Linked DNA regions of Homo sapiens: region 1 is linked to region 2. Evidence: chromatin contacts called from ENCODE POLR2A ChIA-PET data. All regions are on one chromosome and are shown on one strand. The core of a region is the stretch at or near the end of the contact, and the rest is flanking DNA. Distances in the headings are between cores, read along the strand shown. Region 1 holds the start of B9D2 (B9 domain containing 2). Region 2 has its middle 45 kb from the start of NUMBL.

Region 1 (3,857 bases), core at 822-3,321, 720 kb after region 2:
CAAAAAAAAAAAAAAAAAAAAAAGGGCCAGGCGCAGTGGCTCACGCCTGTAATCCCAGCACTTTGGGAGGCCGAGATGGGCAGATCACAAGGTCAGGAGATCGAGACCATCCTGGCTAACACAGTGAAACCCCATCTCTACTAAAAATACAAAAAAAAAAAAAATAGCCGGGCATGGTGGCGAGCGCCTGTAGTCCCAGCTATGCAGGAGGCTGAGGCAGGAGAATGGCATGAACCTGGAAGGCTGAGCTAGATTGCACCACTGCACTACAGCCTGGGAAACAGAACGAGTCTCAAAAAAAAAAAAAAAAAAAAAAAAGGGACTAGGACTCAGGCCTGAAGACATGATAATGCCAAATGGCCACATCTGTTTCATAGACATTCATCTGTGCCACGCAACAACATACCCCAGGCTTTACAAACAAGACCCCATCAAAGTCTTGTATAAGCCAGGCAAACACTGAATGAGCACTTCCTATTCCAGCCCTATTCCTATTCTAAGTGCTGTTGATACTCGTTTAGTACTCATGACAACTTCAACAGGTAAATATTTCTATGACTCTCATTGTACAAACAAGGAAGTCGAGGTGAAGAGAAGTGCCCAAGTTCACATAATCAGCCCAAGGGTGCCTTAACAAGCAATAACTGGTTTTGAACCCAGGCAGTCTGTGCTCTTAACCTCAAACCTGTGCTGCTTCTTAGCTACTATTAGCTTCACTTTGAAACAAGGAAACTGAGGCTCAAAGTGGTCGAGTCCAAAGGTCTCCAATTAATAGGTGGGGGAGTTAATATTTAAATGCAGATCTGGCAGCCCATGACCCTAACCATTACACTATACCATGACTCTATAGGGCCTCAGTTGGGGAAGCATGAACAAAATTACTTTCCTGGGACGTGGCGGCTCACGTTTTTAATCCTAGCACTTTGAGAGGCTGAAGTGGGTGGCCTGTTTGAGCGCAGGAGTTCGAGACCAGCCTGGGCAACATAGCGAGACCCTGTCTCTACAAAAAATAAAAAAAATTAGCCAGATTTGGTGGTGCGTGTCTGTAGTCCCAGCTTCTCAGGAGGCTGAGGCGGGAGGATCACTAGAGCCCGAGAGTTCGAGGCTGCACTGAGCTATGATCACACCACCTTACTCCAGCCCGGGCGCAGAGAGAGACCCTGTCTGTATCCCACCCCTCACACACACAAAGATGGGAGCTTGAGACTCATGTGGACAGGGTGTGGGCTGGGCCTGGAGTACTGAGAACTGATGGAAATGAGGTTAAGAGTCTGCGTTAAGGGGTGGAGGAAGGAGCATGTAGCCTCTAGGCTAGGGGTCTTGGTGTGGAAATGAACCAGGCTTGGGGGAATACCTGTGTGAATGCCCCACTTGCAGAAGAGGCTACTTTCCGAGAAACCGCTGGCCCCTATGATCTGCCCGATCACGTGCACCTCAGCCATGGCCCTGGGAGGGGAAAAATATAATCACAACCCTGTGAGGTAAGTGTATTATCTCCATTTGACGGGGGGGAAACTGAGGCCCAGCAAGTAAAGGGTAGTACTAGGATTCCAAGCTAGCTTCGTCACACCCCTGAGGCTGAGGTCTTGACCACAGATCCTAATTGCCAACCCATGAAAGCCTGGAAAAAATGGGGGGACCCTTGTCTGGGGAACCAGCATTTAACTCTGGGAAGTCCAAAATAACCTTTTCGGGTTCAGGTCGGCGGAAAGCCCCGCCCGAAGGGGCTATGGCTCCGCCCACGAGCGCAAAAGACCCGCCTTCCGCGTCACGCCAGCCACCCCGCTTCCCTCCCCCAGCAAGCTCCATAAGGCGCATGCGTTATGAGTTCAGGTCCGACTTAACCCCGCCTCTAAGCGCAGCGCATGCGTCATTCCTACCTTAGCGCACTTAACGGTTAGGAGAGGAGAAAGCGGCAACCGGGGTTGTAGTTCATGGGCTTGACTGCTTCTTTTCTCCGCGGGCGCCGACCAGGCCTGGCTCGCGCCTCTCCCAGGACCCGCCTGGCTGCGAGATATGTAAGCCGCGATACTTCCGCGACCGCGCTCGTCTTGGTTTCCGTGGTTGTTGCTGGGGCAACAGCAGGCTCCTCCCCTAGCTTTGTACTCGCTCTGCGCGCTACTAATTGGTGCTAGCCGTCTGCGGGGGGCGGGGTGAAGCTGTGATGGACATTTTCCTCCTCCGCTCCATTTTGGGAAAATAGCGTCTCTCCAGCTACGGCAAAGGGTTCCGCCATTTTGGGCGTGGCTAGGAAGCTGCCATGTTGAGTGTGGCTGAGGAAGTTTGAGTGCAGTTTCTCCCAGATACCTTCTTTACCAAAAAAGCAAATCCCTAACTGCTCCGTGCTGCGCCTACCCCACCGAAGAGCTCTCTGTGGTCCGGGATCACAAATCAGAGATTGAACCAGGACCAAGGGGGAATTCCTTCCAGGACCTCGTGTACATCCCCGGCCTTGTAACTGGAAAACAAAGCAAAAAAATCACTCCTCATTCAGAGAGTGGAGAAGTTGGGGAGTGGGTTCTGCTTCCGTTTTAGAGTTCCCCTAGGTTTCTCAAGGACAAGGAAGGAAGGAAGTTGGATAAGTCCAACTTCCTTCTCGGAGCTACTACCAAGTTCACTGTTACTGCTTGATTCTGAGCAAGGAGCGGTTGGGGTAGCGAAGAGAAATGAGGAACTAAGATTCCCTTATTTGCAGAAAATCCTCTTTCCTATTGATTGATTTATCAATCAAGAAATGGAGATGTTGTCCCTGGATGCCATCCTAGATGCCATCATTTCCCACATCAAGCCAGTCATCAGGTCCCATCAAGGCTCCTTAAAAGGGTCTCACTCTGTCACCCAGGCTGGAGTACGGTGGCTCGATCACAGCTCATTGCAGCCTCTTAACTCCTGGGTTCAAGGGATCCTCCTACCTCAGCCTCCCATGTAGCTGGTATCACAGACATGCACCACCACGGCTGGCTAATTCTTTTTTTTTTTTTTAAGAGATGGAGTCCTGCTATGTTGCTATGTTGCCCAGTCTTGTCTTGACCTCCTGGGCTCTAGCTATCCTCCCAGTTCTCCCTCCCAAACTGCCGGGATTACAGGCGTGAGCCACCCAGCCAGGCCAATAGATACAAAGTATTTACAAGCTACCATTGGCTAGGCGCGGTGGCTCATAACTGTAATCCCAGCCCTTTGGAAGGCTGAGGCGGGAAGAGCTCTTGAGGCCAGAAGTTCGAATATAGGGAGACCCCATTAATAATGCATATATCAACTAGTGAAGTATTCCATTGAATTGTTTAATATAAATGTTATCCTATTGAAATGTTGTACCCTCGTTATAATTTTGGTTTTTTACTTTTTGAGATGGCGTCTCCCCCTGTCATCCAGGCTGGAGTGCAGTGGTGCGATCCCAGCTCACTGCAATCTCTGCCTCCCGGGTTCAAGAGATTCTCCTGCCTCAGCCTCCCGAGTAGCTGGGACTACAGGCGTGCACCACCACACCCAGCTAATTTTTGTATTTTTAGTAGAGACGGGTTTTCACCATATTGGCCAGACCGGTCTCAAACTCCTGACCTCAGGTGGTCCACCCGCCTCAGCCTCCCAAAGTGCTGGGATTACAGGCGTTAGCCACCGTGACCGGCCGGGTTTTTTTTTTTTTTTTTTTTTTTGACAGAGTCTCCCTCTGTCGCCCAGGCTGGAGTGCAGTGGCATGATCTCTGCTCACCACAACCTCCGCCTCCCAGGTTCAAGCAATTCTTCTGTCTCAGCCTCCTTAGTAGCTGGGATTGCAGGCACCCACCACTATATCTAGCTAATGTTTGTGCTTTTAGTAGAGATGGAGTTCCACCATGTTGGTCAGGCTGGTCTCGAAC
Region 2 (3,573 bases), core at 746-3,245:
AGCTGAGATTACAAGCACTGGCCACCATGCTTTGCTAATGTTTTAAAAATTATTTTTGTAGACACAAGACTATATTGCCCAGGCTGGTCTCAGACTCCTGGCCTCAAGTGATCCTCCCAACTTGGCCTCCCAAAGTCCTGGAATTACAGGCCTGAGTCACCGTGCCTGGCCAATTTTTTTTTTTTTTTGAGGTGGAGTCTCGCTCTGTCGCCTAGGCTGGAGTGCTGTGGCCTGATCTCGGCTCACTGCAAGCTCCGCCTCCTGGGTTCACGTCATTCTCCTGCCTCAGCCTCCCGAGTAGCTGAGACTACAGGCCCCCACCACGCCTGGCTAATTTTTTGTATTTTTAGTAGAGACGGGGTTTCACCATGTTAGCCGGGATGGTCTCGATCTCCTGACCTTGTGATCTGCCTGCCTCGGCCTCCCAAAGTGCTGGGATTACAGACGTGAGCCACTGCGTCCTGCCCTGCCTGGCCTATTTTTTATTTTTATGTTTTTTACAGACAGGGCCTCACTATGCTGCCCGGACTCGTCTCAAACTCTGGGCTCAAGCGATCCTTCTGCCTCAGCCTCCTGAGTAGCTGGGACTACAGGGTGTGATTTTTTTTCAAGTATTCAAAAAAATGGGGAGGGGAAAGAAGATGAAATGGCAAAATATTGATGGTTCTTGAACCTGGGTGATGAGTATATGTAAGCTTATTGTCTCTTGACTTTTTGTGTCTGTTTGAAAATTTTCATGATATAAGAGTTTAAAAACTGAAAATAAAATTTATTGAAGGAGAGTTTGGGCCGGGTGCAATGGCTCGCGTTTATAATCCCAGCACTTTGGGAGGCCAAGGCAGGTGGATCACCTGAGGTCAGAAGTTCAAGATCAGCCTGGCCGACATGACAAAACACTGTCTCTACCAAAAATACAAGAATCAGGCTGGGTGCGGTGGCTCATGCCTGTAATCCCAGCAGCACTTTGGGAGGCTGAGGTGGGTGGATCACAAGGTCAGGAGTTCAAGACCAGCCTGGCCAAGATGGTGAAACCCCGTCTCTACTAAAAATACGAAAATTAGCCAGGTGTTGTGGTGGGCGCCTGTAAATTCCAGCAACTTGGGAGGCTGAGGCAGAGAATTGCTTGAACCTGGGAGGCAGAGGTTGCAGCGAGCCGAGATTGCGCCACTGCACTCCAACCTGGGGGACAGGGCGAGACTCCTTCTCAAAAAAAAAAAAAAGAAAAAGAAAAAGAAAAATTAGCCAAGCGTGGTGGCAGGCACCTGTAATCACAGCTACTCGGGAGCTGAGGCATGAGAATCGCTTGAACCCGGGAGACGGAGGTTGCAGTGAGCCGAGATCGTGCCACTGCACTCCAGCCTGGGGTATAGAGCGAGGCTCTATCTCAAAAAAAAAAAAAAAAAAAAAAAAAAAAAAAAAAGGAGAGTTTGGCGTTCATCAAGCAACATTTGGAAACTACAGAGAACTAGCAAGGCAAAGACGCCCCTCCCATCCCTAAGTCCTGTACCACTATGGTTGTTGACATTTTGATATATTTCCTTTCAGCCTTTTCTATTCTCTGTGAGCTTTTTAAATGCGTGTGTTGTGTGTGTGCACGTGTGTGTTTTACATAACTGTGTGAGCAAATTGTTTATACAGCCCTGTTTTTTCCCCTCTTAAAATGTAAGCTGTTCCCCTGTTAAAACATCTTTGGATAAACACAATCTCTAATGTTTGCACTATGTTTATTCAAAAGGGCAGCATTGCCAGAGGTTGAAGCTGTTTCCAATTTCCTCCCATTATAAATAATCCCCTCATGGACCTCCTTGTGTGTCCCAGAGGAGGGATTCTTGGGCCAAAGGGTGCGGACCCTTTGGCAGAGCTCATGGTCAAAAATCTCGGCAGAGTTTCAGCCTGACCCGAAGCTAAGATGACCTCATACGGTTAAAGTGAGATTGGACTGCTATTTATTTCCTGAACGTTTGATTCATGACTCAGGCTTGTCAGGGGATCTTTTTTTTTTTTTTCTTCTGTATGTGCTTGGTTGCAAGAAACAGAAATCCATTCACACTAGCTCACGTCAAAAGGGCAAGAGAATCGCTTGAACGCGGGAGGCGGAGGTTGCAGTGAGCCGAGATCGCGCCACTGCACTCCAGCCCGGGCGACAGTGCGAGACTCCGTCTCAATAACAAACAAACAAACAAAAAAAGGGCGGGGGGTGTTGTATCCTTCAGCAAGTAAAGCTCATATTCAGCTTGGACTAGCTGTCTGCGGAGCATGTTGTTGGGGTATATCTAGGCTATGTTGATTGTTGAAATACTGAATTATTTCCGTATTGGTTGGTAAATCATTCTGTCTCAAGTCGCTCCAATGACGTCCTCCACCAAGGCCACTCTAGCTGCCCTGGTCCCTCTCCCAGGACTTCCCAGACCTCTCCACAATGCAGGAAGTAAAGGGTCAATATCGGGCACAGAAGTGAACCATGCTGCTCGGTCAGTGCCCAAAGTATTGGTTGTGAAATTCATTTTTTCTTTTCTTTTTTTTTTTTTTGGAGACAAATTCTCACTATGGAACTCAAGCGATCCTCCTGCCTTGGCCTCCCAATGTACTGGGATTAAGGTGTGAGCCACTGCACCTGGACTGCTTGTAAAATATTTGATGATTCGCCTAGATGCAAGTACCAGAACAGCTGACTCAAATGGCTTAAATTGTAAGGGGAATCTGTGGCTGGAAAATCCACACTTGTGCTGGCTTCAGCCAAAGTTGACACAATGGCTCAGCCATGTCACCAAGGACTTTCTTTTCTTTCTTTCCTTCTTTCTTTCTTCTTTCTTTTTTTCTTTCTTTTCTCTCTCTTTCTTTCTCTCTCTCTTTTTTTTTTTTTTTTTTGACGTAGTCTGGTTCTGTTGCCCAGGCTGGAGTGCAGTGGCACAATCTTGGCTCACTGCGGCAACCTCCAATTCCCCGGAATTCAAGTGATTCTCCTGCCTTAGCCTCCCGAGTAGCTGGGACTATAGGTATGTGCCACCACGCCCAGCTAATTTTTGTATTTTTATTTTTTTATTTATTATTTTTTTAATCATTCTTGGGTGTTTCTCGCAGAGGGGGATTTGGCAGGGTCACAGGACAATAGTGGAGGGAAGGTCAGCAGATAAACAAGTGAACAAAGGTCTCTGGTTTTCCTAGGCAGAGGACCCTGCGGCCTTCCGCAGTGTTTGTGTCCCTGGGTACTTGAGATTAGGGAGTGGTGATGACTCTTAACGAGCATGCTGCCTTCAAGCATCTGTTTAACAAAGCACATCTTGCACCGCCCTTAATCCATTCAACCCTGAGTGGACACAGCACATGTTTCAGAGAGCACAGGGTTGGGGGCAAGGTCACAGATCAACAGGATCCCAAGGCAGAAGAATTTTTCTTAGTACAGAACAAAATGAAAAGTCTCCCATGTCTACCTCTTCCTACACAGACACAGCAACCATCCGATTTCTCAATCTTTTCTCCACCTTTCCCCATTTTCTATTCCACAAAACTGCCATTGTCATCATGGCCCGTTCTCAATGAGCTGTTGAGTACACCTCCCAGACGGGGTGGTGG

The links. ChIA-PET counts read pairs that join two places held with the same protein, here RNA polymerase II (POLR2A).
Region 1: POLR2A ChIA-PET joins it to region 2 with 12 read pairs in endothelial cell of umbilical vein. The contact joins the promoter of B9D2 here to the enhancer-like site in region 2. POLR2A ChIA-PET finds 5 or more read pairs at or near these places in 6 of 52 experiments (BJ, HEK293, Panc1 and 3 more).

The regions. Positions count from the first base shown.
Region 1 is chr19:41,362,078-41,365,934 of GRCh38, forward strand. B9D2 (B9 domain containing 2) reads right to left here and starts at 2,072. Exons shown (of 4, transcript NM_030578.4): 1 at 1,881-2,072; 2 at 1,355-1,446. The coding sequence starts at 1,442. It also overlaps a transcript of TMEM91 not described here. RefSeq lists an enhancer at 1,928-2,047.
Region 2 is chr19:40,644,334-40,647,906 of GRCh38, forward strand. No RefSeq gene overlaps it. Among named protein-coding and RNA genes, the nearest start is that of NUMBL, 45 kb to the right of the region's middle. RefSeq lists an enhancer at 3,151-3,573. Within about 2 kb of position 1,996, at least 21 of the 41 ENCODE cell types and tissues checked have a DNase peak (open chromatin) inside an H3K27ac peak, as active enhancers do; they include endothelial cell of umbilical vein, where a contact is called at or near this core.